Regions from separate parts of the Homo sapiens genome. Here regions 1, 3 and 4 are each linked to region 2. The links are chromatin loops, found by intact Hi-C in ENCODE. Cell type or tissue: Caco-2. All regions are shown on one strand. Each heading gives the region's core, and the rest is flanking DNA. Links, peaks and the distances in the headings are about the cores only. Region 1 overlaps TCF7L2 (transcription factor 7 like 2). Region 2 overlaps TCF7L2 (transcription factor 7 like 2). Region 3 overlaps TCF7L2 (transcription factor 7 like 2). Region 4 overlaps TCF7L2 (transcription factor 7 like 2).

Region 1 (7,952 bases), core at 1,007-6,006, 49 kb after region 2:
ACTTGGGAGGCTGAGGCAGGCGAACAGCTTGAACCCAGGAGGCAGAGGTTGCAGTGAGCCGAGATGGCACCACTGTACTCCAGCCTGGGTAACAGAGTGAGACTCCATCTCAAAAATAAATAAATAAAATTAAAATTAAACAATAAAAAAGGCTTACAATAGTTGTTCTCTAGTGTGACTGTGTGCATTAGAATCATCCAGTGTGGGGAAGTGGTAGCAGATTCCAGGATCCCCTAGACCAGATGCCTCAACCTGGCCTGCTCACTAAAAGCTGGGAAGCTTTTGCAACCCAGGGATGCACAGGCCACAACCCCCAGAGATGCTGACTCGGTTGGTCTAGGGCAGGGCCTGGGCTGAATATTGTTTGAAATGCTTCCTGAGTGAGTATAACCTAACAGTCCAAGCTGGGAACCCTTGCCCTAGTCCGGTGGTTCTCCAAGAGCTATCCCCAGAGAAGGAACACAGCATTAATTAAAAGCTTGCAAATGTCAGGACCCGTTCCAAGCTTACAGAACCTGACACCCTGGGGGTGGATTCCCAGTCTGCTCTCCGGGTGCCCTCCAGGTGATACTTGAGCTTGTGAAACACTGACCTAATCCCTAAATGAGAATCTCCAAGGAGTAGAACCCAGGATTCTGTACTTTTTACCAGGTCCCACGTGATTTCTATGTGTGTTGCCCAGAAGGCTGGTTGGTAGCCACTGCTGTAAGGGAACCCCTAGACCACTGTGAGCATTACTTTGAGCAGGCAATAGTTACCATAAGCCTATGTAGGACAATCTCTCTCTAGTCACACTGTCTGGGTTTGAATCCTAATTGGCCTTGGGCAAAATATCTCAGGTATCTGTTTCCTCATTTACAAAATGAGGATAATGGTGATAATACCAGTAACTACACCTTTCAAATTTCCCTCTGTGTTGTTATGAAGAATCAATAAAGAATTCACATATGCTGGGCGCGGTGGATCACGCCTGTAATCCCAGCACTTTGGGAGGCTAAGGCAGGCGGAGAGCTTGAGCTCAGGAGTTAGAGACCAGCCTGGGCAACATGGCGAAGCCCCATCTCCACTAAAAATGCAAAAATTAGCCAGGTGTGGTGATGCATACCTGTAGTCCCAGCTACTCAAGAGGCTGAGGTGGGAGAATCACCTTAGTCCAGGGAGGTCGAGGCTGCAGTGAGCTATGATCACACCACTGTGCTCCAGCCTGGGTGACAGAGTGAGACCCTGTCTCAAAATAGTAATAATAATTCACAAAAAGCATTTAACACTGGATCCCTCAAGAGAATTCAATAAGCATAAGCAGCTATTATTACTAACTACTGTTATTGCCTCTGACCCCAAAGTCTAAGCACCTTATTGTCCAAGCTACTCTTCCATAAACAAATGCTTTTTCTCAAGCTTTGCAAAAGTATCTGGCTGTCTTCACATAAGAATGGGAAAATAAAGGCCTCAAAAACTCACTGGAACATAAGGGCAGTCCAATTTCTCATTCAAAATAAGAAAATATTATCCCAATGTAGTACTTAGCCAGCCCTCACTTTTTATTTGGCTAGTGAAAATGACTGGGACAGCCAATAAATGATCAATTGATTGGTTTCAGAAGACTCTAAGGCAGCAATTCTCAAACTTCAATAGGTTGAAAATCACAACCCTGATTAAAAATGACGGCCAGCGGGAGGCTAAAGCAGGAGAATCCCTTGAACTCAGGAGGCAGAGGTTGCAGTGAGCCGAGATCGCACCACTGCACACCAGCCTGGGAAATAGAGCGAGACTCCGCTTCAAAAAAAAAGGAAAGAAAAAAATGACGGCCAGGCCCAGTGGCTCACACCTGTAATCCCAGCACTTTGGGAGGCCAAAGCAGATGGATCACCTGAGGTCAGAAGTTTGAGACTAGCCTGGCCAACATGGTGAGACCTCGTCTCTACTAAAAATACAAAACTTAGCTGGGTGTGGTGGCACACACCTGTAGTCCCAGCTACTCAGGAGGCTGAGGCGGGAGAATTGCTTGAACCCGGGAAGCGGAGGTTGCAGTGAGCCGACATCACGCCACTGCATTCCAGACTGGGTGACAGAGCAAGATTCCATCTCAAAAAAAAAAAAGTAACTCCTGTCCGGGCGTGGTGGCTCACACCTGTAATCCCAGCACTTTGGGAGGCCAAGGCAGGAGGATCATCTGAGGTCAGGAGTTCAAGACCAGCCTGGCCAACATGGTGAAACCCCCGTCTTTACTAAAAATACAAAAATTAGCCAGGTGTGGTGGTGCACACCTGTAATCCCAGCTACTCAAAAGGCTGAGGCACGGGAATCGCTTGAAACCTGGGAGGCGGAGGAAAAACCTCCAGCCTGGACAACAGAGCAAGGCAGAGGAAAAACTCCAGCCTGGACAACAGAGTAAGGCTCTGTCTCAAAAAAAATAAAAGAAAAGGAAAATCTAACTCCTGGACTACACTGGAAACCTAACTCAGTTTGGGAACGGGGTGTTTATAAGTCAGTATCACTAGAATTTAAATATTAAAAATTAATATTAAAATATCACTAGAATTTAAGCTTGGTGAGAGCAAGGGATTTTTGTCTGTTTTGCTCACTGATGAATTCTCCAGTGGCCTGGCACACATTAGATGCAAATATTTTTCATGAATGAACATTCTTCTGAGGTATGGACTTAAATTAGCTAATTAGGTTAAAACTCATCACCATAGCAAGTCAATGAACCTCTTGAGCAAGTTACCTGCCATCCACAGGTTCTATCAAACTACTCTAGTGAAATGATCTCTCTCTAATTCTTCATTCCTTTGTGGAAAATGGACATGAAATGTCACAGCCTAAGTCTGCTACAGCTCTAAAGGAAACGTGAGGAAGTGACTGCACCAAGGGCTGAACCTGTTTCCAGGAGTTCTTCACTTAGCCTGGATCTGCTGCTCAGCCAAGAGAGCAAATCCTCATGAAAACAAGAAGGCCAGGGAACTTGTGATGGGTGAGAGGAAAGGCCCAGAACACAAGAGACCCTCATCAAAAACCTGAAGTGGGAGAAAGTCAAGCGCCCTGCAAACACTGCCACCTCATTCTTCAATGCTGGGCCAGTCCGCTGGTACTAATTTCTGGCCATGCTCATCACAGTATGAAGGGTCTGCTCAGACACAGACATAGACTCTGTGTCAACGCACCCCAGGAATCTTAACAATGTTAAGACACGGACAAGACTGAACATCCAGTTCACATCCAGGAATAAGTGGCCAACATGGGGTAAGGACACTCTCCAGTTAGTATTCTTCTCTCCTTGGCTCCAAAAAGCACCCAGGCCCTGGAGGAGGGTCCTGGTGGCCTTACTGATTCATGGTGGAGGAGTTCTAAGACCAAGCAGAAGGTTAGGCTTTGGTAAAGCTCAGATGGGAACTTGCAAGCATAAGAACAAGAGGGAAAGTAACCCCCACTGCACAGTATCCACTCCTCAGCTGTGTAAACAAATAAAATGGTCCATTTCTTCTGGATCCTCTCCTAGTTGTCTTTGTGTGGACGCACAAGCGCGCACATGCACACACACACACACACACAAACCACTTCAAATCTAAAAAGAATAACAACCAAGAAAGGTTTACACAGTTTGTTTTTGCTGCATGTGGAGGTTTTTCCTAAATCACATCTGACTTGGTGTTAAAACATTAACCTTTGGCCAAAACGCTCTTAAAACAAAGGCTTAATTGGCTCAGAAGTAGCCCTTCCAAAAACCAAGGGAAACATCTTCTGTGGGTCTCGACCTTCATCACAACAGTGCTCATAGGTTTGGAATAATGCTGAGAGTAGGAGTGTTGGAAGGGCTTTCTTCATGAAGGCAATAGAGATGCCTAAACATTATCTACAATCACCTGCAGGGCATTCCTGGGAGACAGCTCTGTTTACACACATCTGCAATGTGGGTCCACCTCTGGAATTCAGCCTGCTAGTCCTCCTCCCAGGTTAATGGAGACAGTGGGAGGAGTTCCTAGGAGCTGGGGCCAAAGGCCAAATCACTGCATGAAGGGGCCTGCACCGGAGCTTGGGCAATTGGCCTCTGATCACACCTAGATAAATTTACTGCTCACCCTACACGTATCACTCACATACCTAACAACTACTGGCCCTGTTGCAATGACAATACTCAAATCCAGCACTCAAGTCTCTCTCAGAAGGTCAGTGCAAGACTAAACACACATTTACCCCATGCCCCTCCAAGTCTACTCTTGGTGTATAAACAGAAATGGAAATATATGTTTCCCCAAAAGATGTGTGGGAGAATGTTACTAGAACTTTATTCATAATCGCAAAAAAACTGGAAGCACTCCAAATATCCAACAACGTAGGAAGGATGCATGCACTGAAGCATATTCATCAGTGGAATACTACTTGGCCATGAAAAAGAGCAAACCATTGCTACCCAAAATAACATGGATGAAACTCACAGACATATGCTGAGTGTGGCCAGACATGAAACAGTACATTCTATAAGATTCCATTTACATGAAGTCAAAAAACAGGTAAAACTAATCCACAGTGATAAATAAAACTAACAGACTTTTCAGTGGGGGCAGGGGAGAGAGGAAGAAGCCAAATAACTGGAAAAAGGGGGAAACAAGGTAGACTTCTGGGGAGCTCTTTATCAGAAGTTAGCCTCTGGGACCAAATACAGCCACTGCCTGTTTTTTTCTAAATAAAGTTTTACTGAGACACAACAAGGAATATATATATATTCCTTTGGGTTTATCATTGACTGCTTTCAAACCACAATAGAAGCGCTGAGTACAGTTGACCCCTGAACCCCCAGGCCAGGGACACCGAACCCCCACACAGCTGAAAAGCCGAGTATAGGTCAGGCCCAGTGGCTCACACCTATAATCCCAGCACTTTGGGAGGCCAAATGGCCGGATCACGAGGTCAGGAGATTGAGACCATCCTGGCTAACACAGTGAAACCCCATCTCTACTAAAAATACAAAAAAATGAGCCGAACGTGGTGGCAGGTACCCGTAGTCCCAGCTACTAGCGAGGCTGAGGTAGGAGAATTGCTTGATCCTGGGAGGCGGAGGTTGCAGTGAGCCGAGATCACGCCACTGCACTCCAGCCTGGGCGACAGAATGAGAATCCGTTTCAAAAAAAATGAAAAAGAAAACCCGAGTATACCTTTTGACTCCCCAAAAACTTAACTAATAGCCTACTGTTGACTGAAAGCCTGACCGATAACATAAACAGTCAATTAATATATAATTTATGTATATATTATATGCTGTATTCTTACAATAGTGTAAGCTAAAGAAAATGTTATTAGGAAAATCATAAAGAAAACATATTTACTATTCATTAAGTGGAAGTGGATCATCATAAAGGTCTTCATCCTTGCCGTCTTTGGGATGAGTTGGCTGAGGAGGAAGAGGAGGAAGAGAAGGAAGAGAAGGGGTTGGTCTTGCTGTCTCAGAGGCAGAAGAAAATCCATGTCTAAGTGGATCCATGTGGTTCAAACTCATGTTGTGCCATTCAAGGATCAAATGTAGTTGCAACAGAGACTGAGCGGCTCAAAAAGCCCAAAACATTTAGTGTCTGGCCCTTGACAGTAAAGGTGTCCCAACCTCATTCTATATATATTGATCTGAGTAATGGTTTCATGGACGTTCACATATGGAAAACTTCATCCACCTCTCTACTCTCTACTAAAGTTCTGTGTACTATGTTACATGTATATTATACTTCAATAAAACATTTTAAAAGTCAATAGAATTTTAAAACAATGTCTTTTCTAAAAGATCTTTTAATTTTTGGCCAGGAGCGGTGGCTCACGCCTGTAATCCCAGCACTTTGGGAGGCCGAGGCAGGAGGATCACCTGAGGTCGGGAGTTCGAGACCAGCCTGACCAACATGGAGAAACCCCATCTCCACTAAAAATACAAAAATAGCCGGGCGTGGTGGCACATGCCTGTAATCCCAGCTACTCGGGAGGCTGAGGCAGGAGAATCACTTGAACCTGGGAGGCGGAGGTTGCGGTGAGCCGAGATCGCGCCATTGCACTCCAGCCTGGGCAACAAAGAGCGAAACTCCGTCTCAAAAAAAAAAAAAAAACTTTTAATTTTCTTTCTAGTTTCATTTGTGTTATCCATTTTGGGAGAACGTGGCCATCTGAGTTGCTCTTGTCTTTTCAAAACCAAGGGGAGCTAGGAGGCTGTCAAAAGTAGGAAAGATCTAAACATAGCAACTGCTATTGTGTCCAAACCTTTTATAAGAAAGTGACGTGTCTATAGAATCACCCAAGGCCATTCATATAAACAGTGAGCTTGGCTGAGTCCTGAGATTACAGGAGGGATGGGAAGGGAAAAGAGTATGAGTCGTATGAGTCTAATGTGATGCACAGGGTCATAGTACTCTGGGTTATTTTAGGATGTAGCTTAGGAGAGCAACAAGCTCAGCTTCTATTGAAATCTAGTATTTATTAAGGTTGAACAGTTTTAAGTTTCCAGGGACAATAATTCTGCCCCGACAATCACGCTGCATTTAGTCTTAAGTTGGAGAATGGAGCGAAAGGAACATATCTGCTCTATGCCACATCCAGAGCGAAAAGATTATGAGCTCCCCAATGTACTTTGGGAACAATTTCATTTCGTCTAAGCTTTCCCCTTCTTTTCCCTTTGCTTCTTTGGTTTTGCTTTTTCCATTTATCCTTTGAGGATCAAACTAAAATTACAGCTAGATGCCATTTAGCTTGGCCTTGTGCGGGTCTAGCAGAGACTGAGGGAGAATGAACACTGCAAAAGCATGGTGCTGGGTCTCTAATAAAATGTCTCTCTGTTTGCCCACATGGGCATCAAGCCTTAGCAAATAGAAGCAGAGAACAATACTACCTGTTCATGGAGGAATAGTAATGGTTTCAGTCCTCCAAAACAATGAGCTCTGTAATTTACTCCATCTTCCTCCTGAGAAAGAGCTTCACATGGCCTGCACCGTGCCAGGTGGTTTGGAGAAAGACGAACTGCTCGGCCTAACAAGGGGCACTTCAGCAACGGGTGTAAAGATACAACAGCTGGTCTGGTCTGGGCTAGTCTCCCAGTGACATGGCCCCAGCCAGCCTTTCCACACCAAGATAAGGATCACTATCCTATTCAACCTCAACAATTCCCACACCCCAGGCAATAAGATTTTCCAGCACTACCCGAGATGTAGGAGGCCTCGACATGGTACATCCACCCGTTCACCAAGAGTTGTACATCCACTCAGGCACCAGGAGTTAGGGTTTGGGCTTGTTCTCTAACCAAGTCCCGCACCTAAAGCACTTTCTGGGAGCAAGACTTACTATGCTGTCCATCAAAAGGAAGAAGGAGGGACAAATGGGCAGCATGCCAAAAAGAACAATTGCAGCCTCAAGTTAAAGACATGTCAGTCTTGGAAACAGTTAGGAGTGGAGAAGGGTAAAATCAAGAGTCACACTTTCCCCCAAAAGACACACATAAGAAGGTTGGCGGCACAACTGCAGAAGTAATCAAGAAAAGAAAATATATATATATATATATATATATATAAATATATTTTAGACAGAGTCTCACTCTTGTCACCCAGGCTGGAGTGCAGTGGCGTGATCTCGGCTCACCGCAACCTCCGCCTCCCGGGTTCAAGTGATTCTCCTGCCTCAGCCTCCTGATTAACTGGGATTACAGGCACCCACCACCACACTGAGCTAACTTTTACATTTTTTAGTAGAGATGGGGTTTCACCATGTTGGCCAGGCTGGTCTCGAACTCCTGACCTCAAGTGATCCGCCCGCCTCAGCCTCCCAAAGTGCTGGGATTACAGGCATGAGCCACCTCACCCAGCCTCAAATATTTTTAAAATAAGTTGCTGTGGCCTGAAAATGAGTACAGAAACACTAGGAATGCACCAAATAAAAATGTCTGCTGACTCATGCTTTTCACTGGCGGAATAATTCCGTTTACCTGGGGC
Region 2 (7,952 bases), core at 1,792-6,791:
TGGTGCACACCTGCAGTCCCAGCTACTGGGGAGGCTGAGGCAGGAGAATCGCTTGAACCTGGGAGGTGAAGGTTGCAGTGAGCTGAGATCGTGCCACTGCACTCCAGCTTGGGTGACAGAGGGAGACTCCATCTCAAAAAATAAAAAGAAAAAGAAACAGTTCATTCAGGTATTTTAAATATATCCCTCTGCCTTTCTTCATGTCCCTTGAAAAGGGGCTTTGCCTTGAGAATTAAACTCCAGCCGCCTAAAGTTTCCCAAATGCCTAAATGAGAGGAAGCCAACTTAACGAGGTCTTGCTGCGGTAAAACTGGCAAGTGAAACTCAGTCCCTACTCAGGTGCAGGTGAATACACAGTCATCCCAACCAAAAGGTCTTCCTGAGTTCAGCCCAACTCACTTTGCAGACACCGGGGCACAAAGCCAATCGCAAGCACCTCAAGTGGAGAGGAAAAACACTAATCCAGCACATGGTCTTGAATGGCACTTCACACTATGCCTTTAATGCCAATGTGCCCAGGAAACACCCCAGAAGCCCTCTTCTCGGCCCCCACAATGTCTCCTTGCTCCTTTCCCTTTGGACTACTGAGCCCCCACTCCACTAATTGGACCTACTATTCTGAAGACTCAAAGCCAGCTCAGACCTGGGTTCAAATCCAAGTTCCATCATTTTGTTCATTCAACAAAACACTTATCCAGTGCCTAATACATGCCAAGTGCTGACATCCAAAAGAATTGGGCTAAGAGGATATAAAAGCAGACCATCTCAAAGTGGGTGAGCTTGGGCAAATGAACTCACCTCTCTCAGCACAGCTTCCCTCATCTGTAAAATGGGAATACAAACAGCCATCTCTCAGAGTTCGTGTAAGGATCAAATGCCTGGCATTGTACCTGGTGTAAGGTAAGTGCTTGGTAATTGCTAGCTATTATATTATAAGCTATTATCTTGTTATTAATATAATCAGTATCATCAGGATACAATCCCTTGAGATGTTGCAAGATTTTAAATCATCCAAAAAGTAAATCTGCAGATACGCGTATTAACCACCGCTTAAGGGGGAAATGAACACTTTAGGCTAAGTAAAGCAGAGTGACCAAAAGTCTTCCTAGTTAACCAGCCTGGCCCCTACTCCCACTCATTTCCCCAGCTTTCTGGTGAAGTGGAATTTTCCTGTTTCTCCATATGGGCTCCTCCCAGGCACACGGAAGCTCAGCTGCAGGCCGGGTGTTCTAAGTCGCTGCATCTCTCCCTTCCAACCAGTTCTCAAACTTATAGAGATTTTTTAAATGCTTGCAAGCCCAGCAGAATTCTGATTCTTACAATCACACTCTGCCCACAGCGGACACACAGAGCACAATCAGCCATGTGGAGGCAAAGCCGTCCCACGAAACAGGGGGTCACAATGCATTTGGGTGAAACCTGGCAGCAGCTGCCCAAGGGCTACCAAGAAACCACACGAAATCATCATCCCAAAGAGGTTTTGCAATGTGCACAAAATAAAAAGGAAAACAGAAAACAAAATCTCAAAGAAAACCTGTCACTTCTCTAAGGCCATGTCTTGATTTTTTTTTCCTCCTCTTTCTTCAGAGATGTCAATAAGATTTAAAACATAGCCTGTTAAAAGATTGCCTAAAGAAGGCGTGGACAGTCAAGAAAGAGAAATTCAAAGAACTCCTGGTGCCCCAAGCTTACCAGCGCAAGGCATAAAAACAAGGGTCAGCCACTTGGCACCCTGTTTCGGGACCATCGCCAGCCTCTGGTTCAGTCCAAAGACCAGTGTGGATTTCCTCCTCCTGCACTGGCCATGTTCTATGAGAATGGGAAAGCAAAAGTCCACGCTGTCAACAAGCCAAGGGAGATGCGAAAATGCCCAGAACACACACACGTGGAGAGTTCAGTTTTGAGTGTGGTTTAAAGAGTGGGAAGTCAGACCAATTCTGGTGTTTGAATCCCAGGCCACCAACTACTTCCTGAGAGACCCTGGGGGGGTTACTTAACCTCTCTGAACCTCAGTTTACTCTTCTATAAAATGGGAGGTAACTACTTTCAGAGTTGTTCCCAAATCATAATTGCAGGCAGCAGCTTATAGTAGTACACCCAGCATATGGCAAGCGCTCAAGAAATGTCAGCTCTTACCACCGTTGCTATTCTTATTCCAAAGTTGGTAATTGCCTCATTTGGTGATTTGGGCAATAATGTCAGGAAGTGCTTTTTGTTGCTGTTATCCAACAATGCAGTATGTTATCAGAAACTTACTTCCTAGGAGGTGTACATAAAAAGGGAAGGTGTGTGGTGAGAAAAAGAAAACAATAATAAGTAGCAGAATCATCTAACATTTGCAGTCTTACCATACAGAATGCACTCTGATATTTTACCCATTTTCCGGATGAGTTTTCAGGAAACTGAGCTGGAAAAGAGCTCAGGCAACCCGCCCAAGGTCACAGAATTTGGAAGCGAAGGTTACGAGGGCAGGAAACATGTTTGTCTCACTGTGCCCCTGTGCCAAGCATGAATGGTTCTCTTTAAGCCTCATTTAACATTCGACAAATATTTATTGATGCCAGCACTTTGCCGGGCATTATGCTGGGTATACTAGAGACAGAAGAGAACGATCACAGGGCTTAGGAGTCAGGTGACCTGGGTGACAAATCCCAGCTGGCACTCAACTGCTGTGTGACAATGAGCAGAGAGTTAGTCTCTCCGACCTTCAGTTATTGTGAAATAATTTCCCCTCATCCCACCTCCCTCATTCTGTAGATGCAAAGAGTCCATTAAACAACACCTAGCTAGCTGGCTGCTTTGGCAGGGCCTCAGAATTCATTCAACACTGGTTCCCTCCCCTCTGTCCCCCTCACACCCCCTCTACCTCCCAAAACAAGCCCTGGTTAACGCATCTATAAAATGAAGGTAATAGTAATATCCCTTCAGAGGGCTGTGGTGAGAACTAAATGAGGTCAAGTATTTGAAAAGTACTTAGACTGTAAAGTATTATAAAAACACAAGTTATTATTATTACAGGAATGCACCCCGCCTCTGCACCCAGCTGCCTCTTTGCAACCAGGAATTGGCTCTTTGCACCATGTCAGCAAAGCACACTCCATCAGGTAAAGCCCATCTGGTCCTCCAGCCCTGGATGAAAGGGAGAGGGAGAGTAGGGGGTTAGGAGGAGGGTGTGAACAGGAGCCGAGCTCTGCAGGATGCTCATTTCCAGGCAGGAAGAAGGACCACACAGCTGGAAGAATCCAGACACACGGGGTGAGGAGAGGGGGAGGTGGCTCTGCCACTCCTGAGATGGTGCCCATGACCTTCTTCCCAGCTGCCTCCCATCAGCATGGAGGCCGCCACATCTGTCTTCCTACCCACGTCAATCAAAGAAGCATTCCCAGGCCCCTCCAGTAGGTCAGGCACGTTCTGGACAACAAGGACCCTAAGGTGAGCTGTGAGGCAGCATGGCTGCCCTCACTGACCTCATTATCTTCAGGCCCAGAAGATTCATTAATTAAAACAACACAACACACACACTCACTTCTAAAAAGCTTACCCTCGGGCCACAGCACTTTCCAGTATTTTAAGAGGCATCCACCCACTCACCACCTATTATTCCTGCTTTTAAAGAAGGGCAAAGGTGACATTTCAGCAGGCCACCGGCTCAAAGGTTACAACAAAGAAACCAACAGGGGGGTTCTGGGTTGTCAAGCCTTTAACATAACGTAAACCTGCCTCCATCCGTATCACTGCACTTAAACTGTCAAACAAGGCGATGGTTTACTTTTCGTTAAGGGGCAGGTGTCAAGACTGGCTGAAGTCCACATGAAAAAAAAAAAAATGTCAGCTGTTCATGTGACCGCCTGCACACCTGAAAAATCAATATATCCAAAACACTCATCCACTTACCACTTTAAAACAGCAAAAGAAAAAAATCAACCACCTTTGACAATGCTTTTCTCCAAGTGGATTGGACCCTTTTTTTTTGTCTCTAAACATTATTTTAAATCGAAAGTACAATTTAAAACATATTTTCAGTTTATTTTTCAGTAAACTATCAGATAGCTATAACTTACAGAGGACCCAAGAGATGAAAGGGGTGACCAAGATTGGTGACATTTGAATTTGGCTGCAGAAACCCAACGGTTCAATTATGTCTGTGGAGTGAAGTCCTATGACCAAAAAGGGCAAAGCCCAAAGGGTCCCCTACTTCTCGCCACCACCCAGAAGGACTCATGGGCCACCCCCCCACAACCATTAGTGAGTCTTTCTAACGAGGACACATTCCTGAGACCTAGTTTGGTGTCACTGCCTTTATTACTGTGTCAATCAGGCAAGCAGGAGCGACTGTTAACCCCTGACTGACCCCAGATCCCACCAGAACGGCAGCCTCAACCACGCCGGGGTTAAGAGACTCCTGCTCTGTCACCATGGTGTGTCCAACATGTTTCTTTGACATCTCAAGCCAAGACACACGACATTCCTGTCCGTGAGGACTTCCCCAAAGGTGCTTGCTGGCAGAGAGAAGAGTGAGGATGCTCTACCATTCACTGCTTCCACCTTCTCTATCTGCCAGGACAGGTGCAATTTCTTACACTGGGTCCCATTGGCCCGGGACCCTCCCAAGATTTGTCCCTCCCTCTTGTGCTCCCTCTGGACGCTGCTTGGGTTTCCACCATCACACCCACAAGAACTTTCTTCACTTCCTGACTCTCCCAGCTGCCTCCCAGAGCCAGGCCCTGTTCCTCCCAGCACCGCAGCTGGCCGGTGCTAGGTGACCAGGAAATGTACACTGGACAAACAGATCCCGGCAGTCCACCCCAGCCAGAGGGAATCCCCAAAGCAGGCACAAACAAAAGGACTCAGGAGAGAGGCCAGGTGCAGTGGCTCACGCCTGTAATCCCAGCACTTTGGGAGGTCAAGACAGGCGGATCACTCGAGGTCAGGAGTTTGAGACCAAACTGGTCAACAGGGTGAAACCCTGTCTCTACTAAAAATACAAAAAAATACCCAGGCATGGTAGTGGGCACCTGTGATCCCAAATACTCAGGAGGCTGATGCATCATTTTATAGATGCATTTTGTAGATTGCTTGAACCTGGGAGGCAGCGGTTGCAGTGAGCCGAGACCGCGTCACTGCACTCCAATCTGGCAACAGAGTCTCTGTCTTTAAAAAAAAAAAAAAAAAAAAAAAAAGGACTCAGGAGAAAGCCTGCAAGGACCACTCAGTCTTTGGCTAGAGGGGAACCTTTCATGAAAGCAACATGTCACAGAGGCCTGAGAAGACCACTCACACTGCCCAACCCAGCATTCTCGGAGCCCAAAGGACAGAAAGAATGCAGCAGAGAACAACAGGGCAACACTCCCCAGAAAGATGACTTCACCTCCTCCCACCTCTTAAGAGTGGGTGATCTTTATTGAGCACCTACTATGTTATGTGCAGGCACTGGTCAAACGCTTTACGCAGCTCATGTAATCATCACCACCACTGACAATATAAATGTATGTGTTACCTCAACAGTCAGTGATGGAATCAGGGGCATGCATTAAATTATTCAGTGTCTCTTAGTGACCATAGTTCCCCCAGCACCCAGCACTGTGCCATCTCCACTGTGGGGACCCAGAACTACATGCTGACCACCCAAATGTTACCTTACTCTGCTCTCTCCAGCCCTTTTAATACACTAAGTTTATTTGTTTGCAAAAAGGATGCATTTTAAAGACCCCAGGTTTACATCTGCCCGCTCTGGATCTCAGCTTTCTAATCCATAAAATGAATAGAAACGTAACTCTGTTTGCAGTGCTGCTATGAAAAGTAAGAGACCCCATTAATAGGCCCAGCATAGGATTCAATAAAAACTTGTTTCCCATTGTCCTTTTTCTGAGAAATAAGGTGACTGGGACAGGAATGTTATCCCAATAATGACATGGCTTCAGAGATTCTCTCTGCTGGGCACACATCCTGCAAGTAGAAGGACACTGGATGGAGGGCAGGAAGTCTGCGGTGACCAGAGAGGGTGTCTCCAGTGGACCAGCCTTTCCCTGGCTCAACTGCAATAGGCCACACCCAAGAGAGCCCTCTGCTCCCTCCTCCTTCCCAGCCAGGCTCCAGCCAAGGAACACAGGGTTCCCCCAAGAATTTGTATTTAAAGATGTCTCCGTCACTGCAGTAAAGTTTGCAAAGAAGACGGCATGGGCAGGTGAAAAGTCCACCCGAGGAGGAAGTGGGCACATGGGATGCTGAGCTCCCGCTCCACCACTGGTCATTTGTTTCCTCGTGGGTAAAATGGGATAACGCCAGCTTCTACCAACCACACAGCACCCTGCATCAGAGCAGTCACTCCTGGCTCACAGAGGAAATCAATGAGAAAAGTCTCAGGCTCTGCCCCAGATATTACTGCCCTGTGGGACCAGAATCCCTCATGGTTTAAGAAAGTCTTACCAACTAAACACAGGGTCACTATAAGAAATCATTCTGGACAGTAGATCTCTATCAATTTTTGGCTTCATGACAGGCTAGGATTTGAGTATTCCTGGCTGTTCCATGTTTATAGGAGACAGAGTGGAAAGGAGTGTGTTGAGGAGTGGAGAAGAGATATCGCTGGTACAAAAATCCCCTTCTCTGCTTGCTGGGGGCTCTTTGCAAACTGGACATGAGCCTCAAGAAGTGGTCAGTCCTCTGGGTTTCTGAGCCTCCGGGCAGAGAGACACCAGCAAGTTTAGAGAACTGCCAGGCAGCAGAAGCTGCCAGGGGCACACGAGAGTGCTCCCGCGTGGGATGCTGTCAGGATCTGGTGGGCAGCGGAGGCATTCAGGGGACAGTGGCTTCTGATTAGCTGGCGGGTGCAGGTGCCCATCATGCTACTAAGGGGGAAAGTAAATCAAATCTTTCCTTTAAAAAAAAAAAGCCTGGCCCCATGATGTTCCTTTCCTCCCTCTCCACCAGCAGGGCAAATAAAACAACTCTCCAGCAGCTGATGAATTCAATTCCAGTCGAAGTCAGCTGGGATGAAGGAAGGGAAAGAGCGGAGAGCTCCCCACTCTGTCTCCAGGCTCTGCCGGAGCTTCAGGGTGCCCGCCTCGGCATGCCAAAATTGCACAAAGAAATGAAATATTACACACACTTGAGACCTACATGAATCAATCCAGAACATGCTGCGATAGAAAGGATAATTCTGAATCCCCACCCTCTCACCTCAAGTACATCCAGATCCCCAGGAAGCAAGCTGATTCCCCAGATATCATTAAATTTAGTAAACTTTAAATTTAAAACAAATACACCAGCCAGGCTCATGCCTGTAATCCCAGCACTTCGGGAGGCCGAGGTGGGCTGATCCCTTGAGGTCAGGAGTTTGAGACCAGCTTGGACAACACGGCAAAACCCAATCTCTACTAAAAATATTTTAAAACTAGCCAAGCATGGTAGCACGTGCCTGTAATCCCAGCTACTCAGGAGGCTAAGGCAGGAGAATCACTTGAAACTGGGCAGCAGAGGTTGTAGTGAGCCGAGATCACACCACTGCACTCCAGCCTGGGCAACAAAGCAAGACTCCGTCTCAATTAAAAAAAAAAAAAAATACACCAAGCATGGCCTAGCCTAGCAATACAGTACTTTAGTACGCCCTTTAGTACTGATTTATTACTGCGTTACCCTCAGGCAGATGGTCTTAACCCCAGACCCCAAGGAATGGCAGCCGCAACCTTGCCAGGTAAGGAAACCCCTGCTCTGTCACCACAGTGGGACCAATGTGTTTCCTTCACATCACTTGTCCACAATCTGAAGCACACGTTACGTTACTGATTCTCATCCTTCACTTTCTTCCATGTTTCTTTAATAAAGAAAATCAATTGAGCACAGGCACAGTGGCTCACGCCTGTCATCTCAGCACTTTGAGAGGCCAAGGTGTGAACCTTTGGCATCTTTGAGGCCCAGGAGTTTGAGACCAGCCTGGGCAACATAGTGAGACC
Region 3 (7,952 bases), core at 1,637-6,636, 54 kb before region 2:
GAAAATGTTCTACAATGGCGATATTGGTTGCATAGTTCTGCAAATATACAAAAAACCACTGAATTATATACTTTAAATGGGTGAACTGCATGGTATGTGACTAAACTTATTTTTTAATTCTGGAGTTTAAATTGGCATAATTACCACTATCTTATCTCTGTGTAACTGCTTTGTATTTTAATTTTGAGTACATTTTATTGGAAAAGAATATACAACTCTGGGAAACAGGCAGGATAAGAATTATTATTCCCATTTTACAGTAAGCAGAGGTCCACAGAGCTTCTGTTTTCTTTCCACTGCCTGGCTGAGTTCCTGCAGGACTCAGGGAAGAATGTAAATTACGGTGGAAGAAGGGGACCACAGGTCTTAGCACCCCAAATCAGGAAGGGATGATAACTAGCTCTTGCCAGATGTCTAGAAATGTTCTGTAGGTGGATCATACAGACATGCTACTAAACAAAAGGCATTGAAAAATGGCAGGTGGATTACTGAAATGTAATTCTTAATAGCATGAAATTCAGGTTAAACAATTTAGCTAAAAATGCAGGGGAGGGGGAAGAGTCACCTCTTTACTTGATATCTGGTGGGGTGAAAATACACCCAATTAGATGTGTCCATATAATTTTCACATCAAACATCCTGTGCTCCCAAAGGCAACTAATGGCACAGCTTGCTATGGATTTTCCCAAGTTTTCAAGAACAGTGACAGCCCTCTTCAACAAAGCCACTTAACATAACACAAGGTTAAAGTGGGAACCGCAAACACTTGCTTTTCTTAATTTACACCTTTCATTTACTTCCCCAGAAATGTCATAAAGGAACCATAGAATTTCTGATGTACTGTCAATAGATGGTTCCTTTCAAGAACAGCATTTAGAAAGAAAATGTGAATAATCCTACAAGGTAATCTGGAGCTATAACTTAAAACAAATAATAATTAGCATTTTGGGAGAAGAAAGATGATTTTGGTCTGGGTCTCTCACTTTAACAACAACAACAAAAAGACTAGTTCAGGTGTGGTGTTTCACGCATGTAATCCCAGCACTTTGGGAGGCAAAGGCAAAAGGATCACTTGAGGCCAGGAGTTCGAAACCAGCCTAGGCAATAGGGTAAGACCCTGTCTCTACAAAAAATAAAAAAGTTAGCCAGGCATGGTAATTCACACCTATAGTCCCAGCTGCTCAGGAGGCTGATGCTGGAGGATTGCTTGAGTCCAGGAGCTAAAGGTTGCAGTGAGCTATGATCAAGTCAGTATATCCCAGCCTGGGTGACAGAGCAAGATCCTGTCTTTTTTTTTTTTTTTTTTTTTTGAGATGGAGTCTTGCTCTGTTGCCTACGCTGGAGTGCAGTGGCGTGATTTCGGCTCACTACAACCTTCGCCTCCTGGGTTTAAGTGATTCTCCTGCCTCAGCCTCCCCAGTAGCTGGGATTACAGGCACGTGCCACCACGCCTGGCTAATTTTTGTATTTTTAGTAGAGACAGGGTTTCACCATGTTGGCCAGGTGTGTCTCGAACTCCTGACCTCAGGTGATCAACTCGCCTCAGCCTCCCAGAGTGCTAGGATTACAGGCCCCGGCTGTAAGATCCTGTCTTTAAAAACAAAATGAAACAAACAAACAAACAAAAAACTATTAGGTAAGTGGAAAACTAGGATTTTGACAAATGCAAATGCAATGACTTCACATTATCTCTTTCACTAACCAGGTAGGATCTAAACCCATGCTGCACCACAGCAAACAAAATTCAGCTCACAGGGAGCTATTCTCTGCACCACAGACCTTTCACAGCTTGAGAAGCTACTAGCTTTTACATCATCATGTCTGTGCAGCTTTAATCTTTTCTCTTTTTTTGAAGAATACCCTAGTAAACCAGAAAGATATTTTTTAAACACATAAAGTAATTGGCAACATTAAAAAAAATACATTTGCAAATTGGGTTGCCATTCATTTAAAGATACTCTTTTTTTCTTTTTTCTTTTTTTTTTGGACACAGAGTTTCGCTCTTGTCGCCCAGGCTGGAGTGCAATGGCACGATCTCAGCTCACTGTAAACTCCACCTCCCAGGTTCAAGCGATTCTCCTGCCTCAGCCTCCAGGAGAGCTCGGATTACAGGTGCCCATCACCACTCCCGGCTAATTTTTGTATTTTTAGTAGAGATAGGGTTTCACCATGTTGGCCAGGCTGGTCTCGAACTCCTGACCTCAGGTGATCTGCCCGCCTCTGCCTCCCAAAGTGCTGGGATTACAGGCATAAGCCACCATTACCCCGCCCATTTAAAGTATTCTTTTCAGGCTGGGCACTGTGGCTTATACCTGTAATCCCAGCATGCTTTGGGAGACTAAGGTGAGAAGATTGCTTCAGCCCAGGAGATCAAGGTTACAGTGAGTTATGATCTGGACAACAGAGCCAGACCCTGTCTCTAAATAAATAAATAAATAAATACTTTCCTATATCTGAGTCTATTCTTTAGTTGCTCAATGAACACATTAAAGCTGAGCTTCTCAGCTTTGGCACTGTTGATGTTTTTGATAATTCTTTGGGAGGGTGAGGGGTTGCCCTAGCAGCATCCCTGCCCTGTGCCCATGAGATGATGACAGAAGTACCCCCTGCCCAGCTGTTACAACCAACACTGTATCCAGATGTCTCCTGGGGAACAAAATTGCCCCAGCTGAAAACTACTGAGGTAAAGGCAACTGGTATGAAAATCTGCCTATGGCGTGGAGGCCCCAGCTTTAAAGTTTATTTGGATCACTGTAGTAGTCAGTAGCAACATTAAAACCATCCCATTCAAATCCAAATACTCAACCGAGATCAGGAAACCCAGCAAAATATGGTGCTGGTGTCAATGTGTGATGAGCCCCGCAGTGATGAGTGTGCAGCCGTCAGCAGTGTGCCAAGGTCCCGCACAGTCCGACAACTCTTTTAAATGTCCCTAATATTTATAAATGTATGAAGTGACAGGATTGACATTAGCAAGATTAATATGTTGCTAATTGACATTAGCAAGATATGGAAGGAGGGGTTCCCATATGTGTTTACGTCTTGTTAAAATCACACAGCTTTAGTAATCTGCTAATCATAATAGCCCAGTCACTCAAGAAAACTCTAACCACCCCCTTTTTGGACAACGGGAAGAGGGGTGTGGGCTGGTGGTAGCAAACTGGCAAAACAATGATATTTTTATCTCTGATCTCTTTAAAGAAATAATCCAAATACAAAATAATAAAGAGTCCATCTAATTCACAAATCCAGAATGTTCTGCATAAAGTAAGTCCAAGTATCTAAAAGATCCAAGATGACGTCTGTGCTCCAGGAAGAAAGGTGCCAGCTTCAACACCCTGGCTGACCTTTGGTGTGTTAGTCAGCCTGCGACCGCCCCAGAAACCACCCAGAGGTGACCAGCTACAGCCAGCTCACCAGCGGCCGACACCAGAGTCAACAGCAGCACCGGATGTGGAATGGACAAACCCCAGACCCAGCACACGACCCTGGTGCCTCTCTTACAGAGCAGAGAAATGCTATAACGTATCATCATTCCTGGGGTGTGGTCTGTTTTCTGGACGCTGCGCCAGCAACTCGCACATGGAGTCGTCCAGGCCGCAAGGATGGGCGGCAGGCAGCAGGGCCAGGCAGTCCGGTGTGGTGAGTCACACTGAGGCCCGCAGGTTGGGAAGCAAATAAAAAAGGAGATCGGGAAGCAGCTCTGCAGGGCGGAGCCAAGAATGTCTTGTGACCTTTGTTTTTTTTTTTTTCTTAAAGACGGGGTCTCACAGTCGCCCAGGCTGGAGTGCAGTGGTGCAATCACAGCTCACTGCAGCCGCAAACCCCTGGGCTCAAGCGATCCTCCCGCCTCAGCCTCCTGAGTAGCTGGAGCTATAGGAGCACACCACCACCCCCAGCTAATTTTTTTGATTTTTTTTTTTTTTTTTTTTTTTTTTTTTTGGTAGAGACCGGGTCTTGCTTTGTTGCCCAGCCTAGTCTGAAACTTCTGGGCTCAAGTGATCCTTCTGCCTCAGCCTCCCAAAGTGCCGGAATTACGGAGTGAGCCACCCTTTTAAATCCAAACACTTTGGTGATCATGAAAATTTAGGCTTTCAGAGTTGACCATCACCAAGATGATAATTCAACATTTCTTTCTCTGGAGGACCCAAGCAGGACAGGGAACAGAGCTTATGAATTCCACCTGTGGTCAACGAGTTGTAGACTGGAAAGACACCTGCTTGAGAAGTGAGGTGGACCACACAGGATGTCTGAGTGCCGATCACCTTTATGTTTCTCTCTATCTCTCTCTCTGTCTCTCTCTCTCTCTCTCTCTCACACACACACACACACACACACACACACACGACCTGGCCCTGCCCTAGGTACACATGGCTGGCCACCAGCACCTAACTAGGGTCCACTTCCATTCCTGGGGACATGAACAGCATAGTTGCTCTAGCTCAGGGGCTGGGAGCATCACTTGGCACTTAACACCTGAATTTATTAAGAAACCTCAAAACCATGGTCTTCACATTTTTACCTGGACAGCAGAAAAGGTCTCAGGCCCAGTGCCATCACAATCATGATGTATGGAGACTCGTGCTGCTTCTTTTTTCATTTCTTCCCAAAAGGCAGGCAAGAAACAACAGATTGCTTGCTACAGATCGAGGCAAGAACCAATACACAACAGCCCGAGTCACCTGTGTGCACCACAAATAAAAACTTCTCATATTCCACTGCCAGTTTCCCAAGCATGCACAAGATTTTGGGTTGGCTCTTTTTATTTAAGTAGTTTAAAAGCAACTGATTGGCTGGGTGTAGTGGCTCACGCCTGTAATCCCAGCACTTTGGGAGGCCAAGGCAGGACGCTCACCTGAGGTCAGGAGTTCGAGACCAGCCTGGCCAACATGGTGAAGCCCGGTCTCTACTAAAAATACAAAAATTAGCTGGAGGCGGTGGCACACGCCTGTAATCCCAGCTACTCAGGAGGCTGAGGCTGGAGAATCGCTTGAACCCGGGAGGCGCAAGTTGCAGTGAGGCGAGATCCCACCACCGTACTCCAGCCTGGGTGACAGAGCAAAACTCCATCTCAAAAGAAATAAAAAATAAAGGCCAGGCGCGGTGACTCACGCCAGTAATCCCTCCCTTTGGAAGGCTGAGGCGGGAGGATCACAAGGTCAGGAGATCTACACCATCCTGGCTAACACGGTGAAACCCCGTCTCTGCTAAAAATACAAAAAATTAGTCGGGCGTGGTGGCGGGTGCCTGTAGTCCCAGCTACTCTGGAGGCTGAGGCAGGAGAATGGTGTGAATCCAGGAGGCAGAGGTGCAGTGAGCCGAGATCGTGCCACTGCACTCCAGCCTGGGCGACAGAGCAAGACTCCGTCTCAAAAAATAAATAAACTAATTAATTAATTAAAATAAAATTAAAAATTTTTAAAAAGCAAGTGATTAAAAAGCTCTTCCACCTCCCTTATTAAAACAGTAATTTATTAAAACAATCATTCTCCTTGGAGAGTACTGCTGAAGCAGAGTGCACCCACAATTCCACTTACTCCAGCATCCACAGTCCCAGCCAGCCCCTGACCTGGAGGAATCCACTCATGGGGGGTGGGGGGGAGTCCTCCAAGGATCTGCACCAATGTGACCTGCCTGATAGTGTCTGTCACATTGATAGTGACCTGCCTGATAGTGTCCCTCCATTGACAGGGTCTCTATTGTGCTAGGCCTATGAGCCTAGGGGCAGCCAACTCACACACAACTCGCCCTGCCATGTCAGCTCTCAGCTTGGTTGCAGTCCAGGCACCAGGAAGGCTTGGTCCCGTGCCCAGTCCCAACACTGATAACATTCCCTACAGCTGCTGCCCAGAACGGAAAAGGTAAAAGATTCCTCCCTCCTGAGTGTGAACTTGGGGAGAGAGGTGGCGGGGGGACGGGGTGAGAATAAAGACGAGAAAAGGAGGGGTTTCCTGAAATTCCCCTGGAGTTCCTTTTAGCACCAAGGGAATCGGTACCATATCTTCATGTCTGTTCTGGGATCTCAGAGACAGACTCTCAAGCTTCTCTTGCTCCAGTGGACCCTCAAAGCAAAAACTCTCCCATGTCCTCCTGCAGCATTTAACCCTCTGCTTGCCAACACAGCAGTCACAAGGTATTAAAAAGGAGGAAGCACTCCATCTGAAGTCCTGGGCTAACCCAGCAAACATTCTACCACTAAATAGAACATGGCTCATTTCTACTCAAAAAGTCAACTGGGGGTTTCTACATTCTGTCTTCTTGTAGCAAAGCGGGTAGGGAGGCAGGGTGGAAGGAAGCAAGAGAACAGTGAGTTCCAGAAGGCCAAGCCTAGGGCGACATCTGAGCTAAGATTCCATCAAAAACCCTTCCATTTGCTAAGTGAAAGAAGTCAGTTACAAAAGACCACGGGCCTATGATTTCATCTATATGAAATGTCCAGAATAGGCAAATCCATAGATGCAGAAAATATATTAGTTGTTGCCTAGGACTGTGGGACTTAGGGAAAATGGGGAGTGGCTACTAGGAGACACGGGGGTTTTGTGGAAGGTGATGAAAATGTTCTAAAATTGACTGTGACGATGCTCGCACAACTCCTGAATCTACTACAACCACTGAATTGCATGCTTTAAATGGATGAATTGTAAGGTATGTGAATTATATCTCAATAACTGTATAATTTTTTAAGAAGGAGGGTTCCTTGCTTTAACTATAGCAAATAGAGCTTTCACTCTCCCCTGGCTGAAAATTTCCTAAAGATCATCTGGAAGACCCTTAGCAATATTTAGGTAAGCTATTAATGTGCTTGAGACTTCAGTACCTTCTGTGGGGATGATAGTATCTACTCCAAAATGTCACGAGGATTAAGTTTCAAGATGCACCTAAAGAGCCTAGCACAGTGCCTGGCACATGATGATTCCCGCAGGGCTCTCCTTTATGGGAAAGCCTTGACGCGGGTCCCGCAGATGGGCCATAGCAAGCAGCTAGGATCTGTTTGGGATTACATGAGATTCTACAGGAAAGTGGTGTCCCCAAACATTTATTAGCTCAAAATATGCAGGGAAAGCGAGGAAATGAATACTGAACACCCAGCAGATACCAGACAAAGGGCTAAGAACCTTATACCACTCGTTAATGCAACATTAAATTAATTAATTCATATATATATATATATATATAAATTTTTTTTTTTTTAAGACGGAGTCTCACTCTGTCGCCAGGCTGGAGTGCAGTGGCACCATCTCGGCTCACTGCAACCTCCGACTCACTGGTTCAAGGGATTCTCCTGCCTCAGCCTCCCGAGTAGCTGGGATTACAGGCACTTGCCACCACACTCAGCTGATTTTTGTATTTTTAATAGAGACGGGGTTTCACCATGTTGGCCAGGCTGGTCTTGATCTCCTGACCTCATGATCCACCCGCCTTGGCCTCCCAAAGTGCTGAGATTACAGGTGTGAGCCACCATGCCCGGCCCAATAATTTTTTTAAAGACTGACTCCTGCTACCTCCCACAGTGATCTCCCTGACACCGACCAGCCATGTGATCCAGTGGGAGCCGCTATCTTACGCTCACCAAAGCATTCTTGCCACTAGTATTCTTGAATATCTGGTTTTACAAAGGAATCTCAATCAGGCCGATGAATCAGCTCTTGCAGATCTCAACTGTACCAAGCAGACACGAGAACCTGTGAGGGAGTGGCTGAAACATCCAGCGAGGGGCCCTCAATGAATACACTGTACACTGACTACATACACAGTCTCTGAATGGGCAGAAGGCCAGACTAGTCTATGCCTTTTAAACACTTCCCAATTCCATTTCTAAATAATGTCTGAATGTCAATGGTTGTTCAGATGGCCCCAGCACATCCTCCTGGACGGGTTAGGCAAGCAGAAATAAACAGCCTTCAGTTATAGATACTGGCTGGGCACGGCAGCTCACGCCTGTAATCCCAGCA
Region 4 (7,952 bases), core at 999-5,998, 68 kb before region 2:
ATTCATCACTTCCTACGCCAGAACAAACTTTTAAAGATGACTTATTCCACATTTTGTCTCTCCAACAGCAAGACTTATGTACATATGTATTACTCCAGGTCTCTGCCTGCTGGAGGCACTGCTTTCTGTCCCTGTGGCTGTAACACATAGCACAGCACCCAATAGGTATACAATAAATGTTTTTAAAGACAGAGGCTTTATTATTTGGTTCATAAATATTCACTTTTCTTTTTTTAAAAGCTAACACTAGTACTAAATCATTTGCTGTTTAAACCTAAGAGTTCCTTGAAAATTTTTCATCTGCATTGACTTTTGCTTTTCTGAAGATAAAAGCATGTTCTAGGTGTTATTTTTTCTTCAGGACTATTAATTTGAAGAGAACTGTTACTCCCAAGCACTGAGCAGTGTGGGGTATTGACACTGTATTGAATTATTTAAAGGAAATTAACAATGCTTCCTGTCCTTGGAGAGCAACATCTGCGAGTAAAGCCATTCACGGCTGCCTCAGGTAGGTATTGTCGAGGCAAAGTGGGCATTTTCCAGCACCCTGAATTTTAAAAGAAAATCTTTAAGTTCTAAATTACTAGTAACGAAGGCAAAGTTGAGGTGGTAACTTCTCCTCCATTGTGAACTGTGAAGAGTCCCAAGAGACACTTCCTGGGGCCAAGTTTAATGGGATAATGTTGTGCTCCTCATTTTCACAGAAGTTACGTGTGGCACTGGATCACGAGGGCCTTCACTGGGAGCCAGGCATCCTGGAGTCATGCGAGCACCACCCTCCACCCTCTCCTTGTAAACAGGCGTTTTTATGGCTATGATATCCCTATCAGCGGTCAGCACACCCAGACATCATGGCACCCAAAATGACAGTGACCCAACAAGAATTCAGGGATCGCAGTGGATGGGCCCTGCCCTAGAGAGAGGTAAACTTTGGGTGGGCGGCTTCATTTTAGAGCTAGCTCATCTCATACCGTGATTCTGCTCCGAGACCTACCTCAATACACCAGGGCTCCCCAACTTTTTGTAAGGAGTGGCTCCTTTTCATGTCCCTGAAGACTTGAGTGCTGACAGTGAAGTCTGAGGGGGGGTAGAAGTGCTGACAGTCATGTCCCTGAGTGCAGCAAGGGAGGGGGCTCTGCTGCCAGGAAGAAAGGGGAACAGAGTAAGGCTCGGGAGCGAGGGGGACACGTCACCAAGGCACACACAGCCCCCAGCCTTCCTTTCTGCCCTAACCCACATTTCTATAGAAGCTCCATGATAGAGGGATTACAGTTCCCAGCACAAATCAGAACTCTCCTATTTCCCTGCCATCCAGCTCAGGGTCCCTTCTAGGAACATCTGAAATGCAACCTCCTCCAGGCAGCCTTCCTGTTGTGTATTCCCACCCCTACCCACCATTCTCCTAATGGGCATGGCCTCCCCTTCCTCTGAGCCTCTCAAGAACCAGTTAGCTAGCATTTTCTCTCTCAACTTACCTTACTGAATCTATTAGTTATGTGAAATTGCTGATATTTCTGTCCTACAAAAATACAATTACATATGGTTCCACTTAATACTTCAGCTGTTTGGGGAGCTGATCTTTTTTTTTTTTTTCTAAGAGATGGGGTCTTGCTATGTTGCCCGGACTGGACTTAAACTCCTGGGCTCAAGCAATCCTCCTGTCTCAGCCTCCCAAACAGTTAGGACTACAGGTGCACGCCACCACACTCAGCTAATCTTTTTATTTTTATTTTATTTTTTTGTGGAGGCAGAATCTTGCTATGTTGCTCAGGCTGGTCTTGAACTCCTGGGCTCAGGCAATCCTCCTATCTCGGCCTCCCAAAGTGTTGAGATCTCAGGCAAGCGGCACCATGTCTGGCTGATCTGTCTTCACTCATACCTTAACACCTTTTCCTCTGCCAGGCGACAGTCTTTTGAGAAAAGCAACTATACTACCAATTCTGGACCCCTTGAAAGATCCAGCAGCACACACCTTGGGTGCTCAAGAAATATGCGTTAATTTGAATTTCAAACCCTATCACAATAGCTGCTACAGTTTACTGACGGCCTACTCTGTCTGGGGCCCTGGACAGGAGTGTGCCTCTTACTCCATTAATCCTCACCCCTACCTTATGAGGTAGGTAGTATCATGCCCATTTCACAGAGGAGGAAACTGACTCAGAGACTGTAAGGAGCATGCCCAAGGTCACACTGCTAGTAAATGGCAGAGGGGGAATATAGCTCAGGTCCCAGTCAACTCATGCAGGTGCCTGCTGTAGAGACCCATTGGCCTGTCTATGGCTCTATAAACAGGCTCTATAAACAAGAGAATTTAGGGCTGTAAAAAACAACTTGGGGTCCAAGAAGGGCGATTTCACAACCAAGAAATAATATTCTACGTTTCTTTTTAAAAAAAAAGAAATAGCTATGCCCTTTATGTTCATTGTAAAAAGTTTTATATGAAGAAAAACTCCATGAACGATTTTTTCATGTAATTTGTTCAGGATTAAGAATAAGAGATTGAGGATAACACCAACATCTTGTATGTTTTTACGTTCACTATCACAGTAGACATAGTGGGTATGCAAGACTCTGGAAAATAGGAAATTGACAAAAATAAAGGAAAAAGTTATACAACAGCAGCCACATCTTTAGAGCAGTGTACATGGTTACCATAGTATATGGTATTCCCATGGGCCTCAAGTTTATCCAGATGGATTAAAACCATCCACAGGCAAAGTGAGCTCTCAAAATGAGAGGGGGCCATTGCTGCCCCATAACTGGAGCTACTCCAGGGCCCACGCTGGCTGCAGCTGACCTTGTGTCTGGATTTTGAGAGCCACCAACCAGAAGCTGAGAGATCTGCCCCCAGGAAGGGAAGCCGAGCACCAGAGGAAGTACTCCGTTCTCCACCCCTGGAGGTCTAAGGTCTCCGTCTGGCAAGCAGAGCCTCCCACTCTGCATTTCTTCACAGAGCTGATTTGTAAACAGGAGCGTGAGTCATTCGGCAAGCATGAGTCCATTTGAAAGATCAGCCCAATTTTACAGCTAAGGCTATCCTATTCAGTCCAGCCACAGCAATGACTCACCTTACTGCCTTCCACCAAAGGTGACTTGGTTAGCCCTCCAATTGTTTCTAGAAGGAACCCAGCAACATGAGGGTTTAATCCTTGTCTGCTGGCTTTATTTTCTAACACAATGCTGAGAGCAAAGAGGCAGAGTTACCAAAGTGCCTCAGAGAATGCGTTGGGAAAGAAATGTATCCATGGTTGCCACAGACCACATGGTCTCCTTTATCTTCCACGGGCATTTCCTCATGGCCTTTACTCTTAGAGGAAATTGTACATTATGGAAATGTTAAACACACACACAACCTCTCTGTACAGATCTAGATATTCTTCCATGCCTGGGAACCTCAGAGCCAAATTTATAGTTCACGTCCAACAGCGCATCAGGGGCTACTGGCTTTGAACTTGTAGAATTAACCTTACCCCTAACCTTATTCCCCACCTTATGTTACTGGGCTACACTTATTGCCCTTTTTTTTTTCTTGTGTGTGTGTGGCCTGTAGGAGGTTTATTACCCCCTCAAGACCACACTTTCCCACCACCCCCTGCTTTCCTCTTTAATGTTCTTAATTATTCATTTCCAATCCTCTTACAGAATACAAAGTCTTAATAAATGACTTCCAATTTTAGGGGGGTAGGAGATGTCTTACAAAAAGTTCAAATGTATATACAACTACAGAATCTTTTTATATCATGAGAAAATAACTATAGTTTTTTTTTTTTTTTCCTTTTGAGTCTTTCTTAAAAAACAAACAAATAAAAAACTCTTCAACAAATCCTAAAGACCAGGAAATAAACATCTGCTGAGTTTTCTGCTCAGTGTCCATTCATGATTTTTCTGGTAACAATACTGCCAGTTACTTAGGGGGCAACCCCCTGACTCTAGAGCCATGTAGCTTAGTGGAGTGAACCCCACCCCCAGCTTCAGAAGTGGGAAAGTTTACACAGTCCAAGCTCACTCAGACACTGCAAGCCCTTCCCATAGATGCAGGTTCAGAATCAAGGTCACAGACTTGTAGGGAAAGATAAGATCTCTCTGGACTTGAATAAGCCTCTGTGCAGTAAAACCAACTGGGAGGCAAGCAGAGCCCAGAACTGGAAGGAGATGGTTCTAATACATGGGCCCCTGGATGCAACCATGCCTGATGCCTGATCATTCTGGACTTTTCAGTTATGGATCAATACATTCATTTTGCTCAGGCCAGTTTGAATTGGGTTTGAGGAGAGAGGAATTTAGACTCAAGCAGTCCTCACCTCAGCCAGATTGGCCTCCATAGTTGTCCATCCACGAATCAAGGGAGGATGTGGGAAAAATTGAAGGTGTTACAGGATAAAAGTAAATGAAGGCCTCGTGAGTTTCATGCTCCTGACATGACGAGTGGGCAAAGTACTGAAGTAGGGATTTGGTGCTTCTTGAAAGAATGAAGCAGGTGGCCAGTCTCTGCAGAAAGAAGACAAGGACCTTCAGCCACCACCCACCTGCTGGAATTGCCCCAAGGGCCCTCCTTCACCTCTAGTGTCCCTGTCACCGCCACTGGCAGCACTGAGCTATTTCATGTCATTTCATGGTCTCCATAATGCACCAGATCCAGAAAGTAGAGACCACAGATGCTGAACAGCACTAAAATCTGCCTCCTGGCTTTCTCCAGAAACACTGCCTATTTGTGACAGAGGACCTCAAGAGGTGTGTTTCTCCTGCGGAAAGTGAAGTTATGAGGCTGGATCAAGTCAAGAGAGAAGGTAGACTGACAGGGCTGCTGGGTTTGACTCTCACTGGTGGCTCAGCCCCTGATGTCAATGTGTGCTAACCAGATCTGAACACAGCCACGTGGATCAAGAATCAAGGTATGCCACCCATAAAGTCGTAGTAATATTTGTGTATTCCATTATCTTGCTTCTTTATGAGCTTACTGCCCCACTCCACAACTAGCTGGGTAATATTCAAACGCTAATGCAATCGAATAGCACCTAGTAAGCCAGAAAATACTAATTGCTCTGCCAGGAAACATTTAAAAATGAACAAGTATAGAAAGAGGTAAAAAGCATTTGAAAAACAAAACCCCTAAAAATACAAAGGCCTCCAGAGATGAGAATTTTGTATGAAATAATGTCACTCAGGGCTGGGTGTGGTGGCTTACACCTATAATCCCAGCACTGTCAGAGGCCAAGGCTGGAGGACTGCTTGAGCTCAAGAGTTCAAGACTAGACTGGGCAACATAGCAAGACCTCGTCTCTACTAAAAATTAAAAAAAAAAAAAAAATAGCCAGATGTGGTGGTGCAGGCCTGTAGCTACTCAGAAGGCCAAGGTGAAAGGTTTGGTTAAGCCTGGAAGATCAAGGCTGCAGTGAGCCATGATTGTGCCCCCGCACTCCAGCCTGGGTGACAGAGGGAAACCTGAATAAAAAAAAAGAAAGGTGTCAATCAGAGTAACATTGGCCAACACCTGTTGGCTGTTAGAAGAATCTCAACCAACCTCACAGGCAAGAAGAAAAAGGCAACAGCTTTACTCCTCTTTGCCTCAGAAAACTCTGGTGGTGATTAATTTTATGTGTCAGGGTTTTTTGTTTTTTTTTTTTGGGGGGGGGTGGCTTGAGACAGAGTCTCACTTTGTCACCCAGGCTGGAGTGCAGGGGTGCAATCTCAGCTCACTGCAACCTCCGCCTCCCGGGTTCAAGCGATTCTTGTGACAGCCTCCCGAGTAGCTGGGAATACAGGTGCACAACACCACTCCCGGCTAATGTTTGTATTTTTTTTGGTAGAGACCGGGTTTCACCATGTTGGCCAGGCTGGTATCCAACTCCTGGTCTCAAGTGATCCGCCCACCTCGGCCTCCCAAAGTGCTGGGATTACTACAGGTGTGAGCCACCATGCCTGGCCTTATGTGTCAGTTTGACTAAGTCACAAGGTGCCCGGATATTTGGTTATACACTATTCTGGATGTTTCTCTGAGGATATTTTTAGATAAGTTTAACATTCACTGAGTAAGGCGGATGGTCCTCCTTGATGTGAGCAGGCCTCAGCCCATCAGCTGAAGGCCTGAACAGAATACAAGGCTGATCTTCCTCCAAACCAGCCGGCATCCTCCTGAGTAACTGCCTTCGGGCTTGAGCTAAAGCAGCATCTCTGGGCTCCAGCCCACCGGCCTTTGAAAAGGAATTACACCATCAGTTCTACCAGTCCTCCAGCCTTTAGACTCAGACTAGAGCTGCACCATGGACTCTCCTGGGTCTCCAGCTTCCCAGCTACAGACCATGACACTTGATGATGCAGATTATGGAATTCCATGACTGGGTGAGCCAGTTCCTTATTACAAATCTCTCTATATAAACACATACATCCTATTGGTTTTATGTCTCTGGAGAACCCTGACAAATGCATATGGATTCAGATTTTCATGTATTTTCTCCTCCACAGCAAGAGGGAATGGATTTGTGCGTCTCTGAAAGATCAGAGTTTTAAAATGAAATGAGTCTTAGAAATCATCTCATTTAATTCTTTATGATTTTCTTTAAATCTCCAAGTCTAGATGTAAAAGGGCCTGTCCAGGACCACACAGCTAAAAAAGAGCTGAAACTAAAGCCTAGATTTTTAAAGACTAGAGTTCAAGGTTCTATGCATAAATGGAAGAATTTTCTTTTGGAAATGCCACATCTTTGGAACAATAAGAAATCCATTTAAAAGAAGGATATTGCTAAGGGCCATTCCACTAAAAAAGCAAAGTACTGAACTGACAATTTTTAAAAATTGGTGAGAAGGTAACATCCTCATATTTCTTATCATGTATTCACACACAAGGATGCCAAAAAACAAAGAGCAACCATCCAAACCAGCCAACCCCACGTACACACGCGTAACCTTGGAGACAGGTAAGGTCTTTACAGGTCACACTGATCCAGCTTTATGCACCATCGATAATTCTCACCTCTGAAGATGAGGTAACTTTGATGGGAACTAATTACATCTGAAATACACTGTCAACTTACTGCAAAGGCAAAGAAACTGCCATCAGGGCTCCAGATAAGCTACCATTTTTATCGTAAAGACAAGCCCAGTTCCTCCCCAGACCGGGATATCATCACTCACATGGCAGATGTATGCAATCCTTTTTTCTCATTATTATTTTTTTTTAATGTGAGCATGTGTGAGTGGCAAGGTGTGAGTGGCAAGGTGTGAGTATGGGCCCACACTTGCACGTGTGTGTGTGTGTGTGTGTGTGTGTGTGTGTGTCTATCAGTATATGTGGAGGGCAGTGTCCTAGAGTCACGAATGGCAAGTGTCCAGGTCACACATGGCACCTCCCTCTTCCCTTACTACCTCCATAGCACACAGCCACTCTGCTCAAAGTTGGCACGAGTTGGAATGTAATCACCATCTCTGCACTCAAGGCATGCAGAAATGAAGTCTACCTCAGCCCTCAAAGACCTCACCTGAGAAAAAGACAAGGCTCCAAACAGAAGGCAAAACAGAATGAGCATAGAAAGAGACCACTTTTTCACATACCTTTACAAAGCACTGCTCACCCCTCCTTAACCTCGCACAGACAGAGCATGGGGCCTCAGTGTCACTGCCACTGCCACCCTCCCACTGACTAGCTGTACTCTCTGAATTTCTGGGGCTCAGCTTGACACAGCATATGAGGATGCTGGCTGCTGGATGACTTCTAAGGGTTGTGTCCACCTCCAACACACTCCACTTCTGTATGGCTAGCAGAACACAGAGGGGCGGGTTTGTTAGGACCTTGACTCTCTACGTACAGAAGCGATGCACCCCGATTTCTGGACATGGCCATTATATAATAAGAGGGTAAATTTATTAAAATAAGTCACATTCAAGGAGAAAAGGCCACATGCATGTGCGTGTGCACGTGCACACACACACACACACACACAAGCAGAATGAAGATT

What was found. A loop is a pair of places that touch in the nucleus more often than their neighbours do. Peaks named below come from ENCODE experiments on the same cell type or tissue, not always from the same donor. Only the 100,000 strongest peaks of a DNase experiment are listed, where the experiment ranks them.
Region 1: a loop joins it to region 2, with 3 times the contacts of the local background. A loop is called at or near these places in 31 of 110 quality-filtered maps.
Region 3: a loop joins it to region 2, with 6 times the contacts of the local background. A loop is called at or near these places in 10 of 110 quality-filtered maps.
Region 4: a loop joins it to region 2, with 3 times the contacts of the local background. A loop is called at or near these places in 6 of 110 quality-filtered maps.

Annotation. Positions count from the first base shown.
Region 1 is chr10:112,965,767-112,973,718 of GRCh38, reverse strand. All of the region lies in intron 4 of TCF7L2 (transcription factor 7 like 2), which reads right to left. Among named protein-coding and RNA genes, the nearest start is that of TCF7L2, 19 kb to the right of the region's middle. In Caco-2, for the core only: no CTCF peak of the experiment used is centred there; a DNase peak (open chromatin) is centred at 3,958.
Region 2 is chr10:113,015,673-113,023,624 of GRCh38, reverse strand. The region is part of intron 4 of TCF7L2 (transcription factor 7 like 2); the gene reads right to left. Among named protein-coding and RNA genes, the nearest start is that of SNORA87, 26 kb to the left of the region's middle. RefSeq lists an enhancer at 2,822-3,359. In Caco-2, for the core only: no CTCF peak of the experiment used is centred there; DNase peaks (open chromatin) are centred at 3,375, 3,684, 4,369 and 4,754; H3K4me3 peaks cover 197 bases.
Region 3 is chr10:113,069,494-113,077,445 of GRCh38, reverse strand. The region is part of intron 5 of TCF7L2 (transcription factor 7 like 2); the gene reads right to left. Among named protein-coding and RNA genes, the nearest start is that of SNORA87, 28 kb to the right of the region's middle. RefSeq lists enhancers at 603-1,196, 2,507-3,276. In Caco-2, for the core only: no CTCF peak of the experiment used is centred there; a DNase peak (open chromatin) is centred at 3,645; H3K4me3 peaks cover 287 bases.
Region 4 is chr10:113,082,583-113,090,534 of GRCh38, reverse strand. All of the region lies in intron 5 of TCF7L2 (transcription factor 7 like 2), which reads right to left. Among named protein-coding and RNA genes, the nearest start is that of SNORA87, 41 kb to the right of the region's middle. RefSeq lists an enhancer at 3,296-3,848. In Caco-2, for the core only: no CTCF peak of the experiment used is centred there; a DNase peak (open chromatin) is centred at 2,974.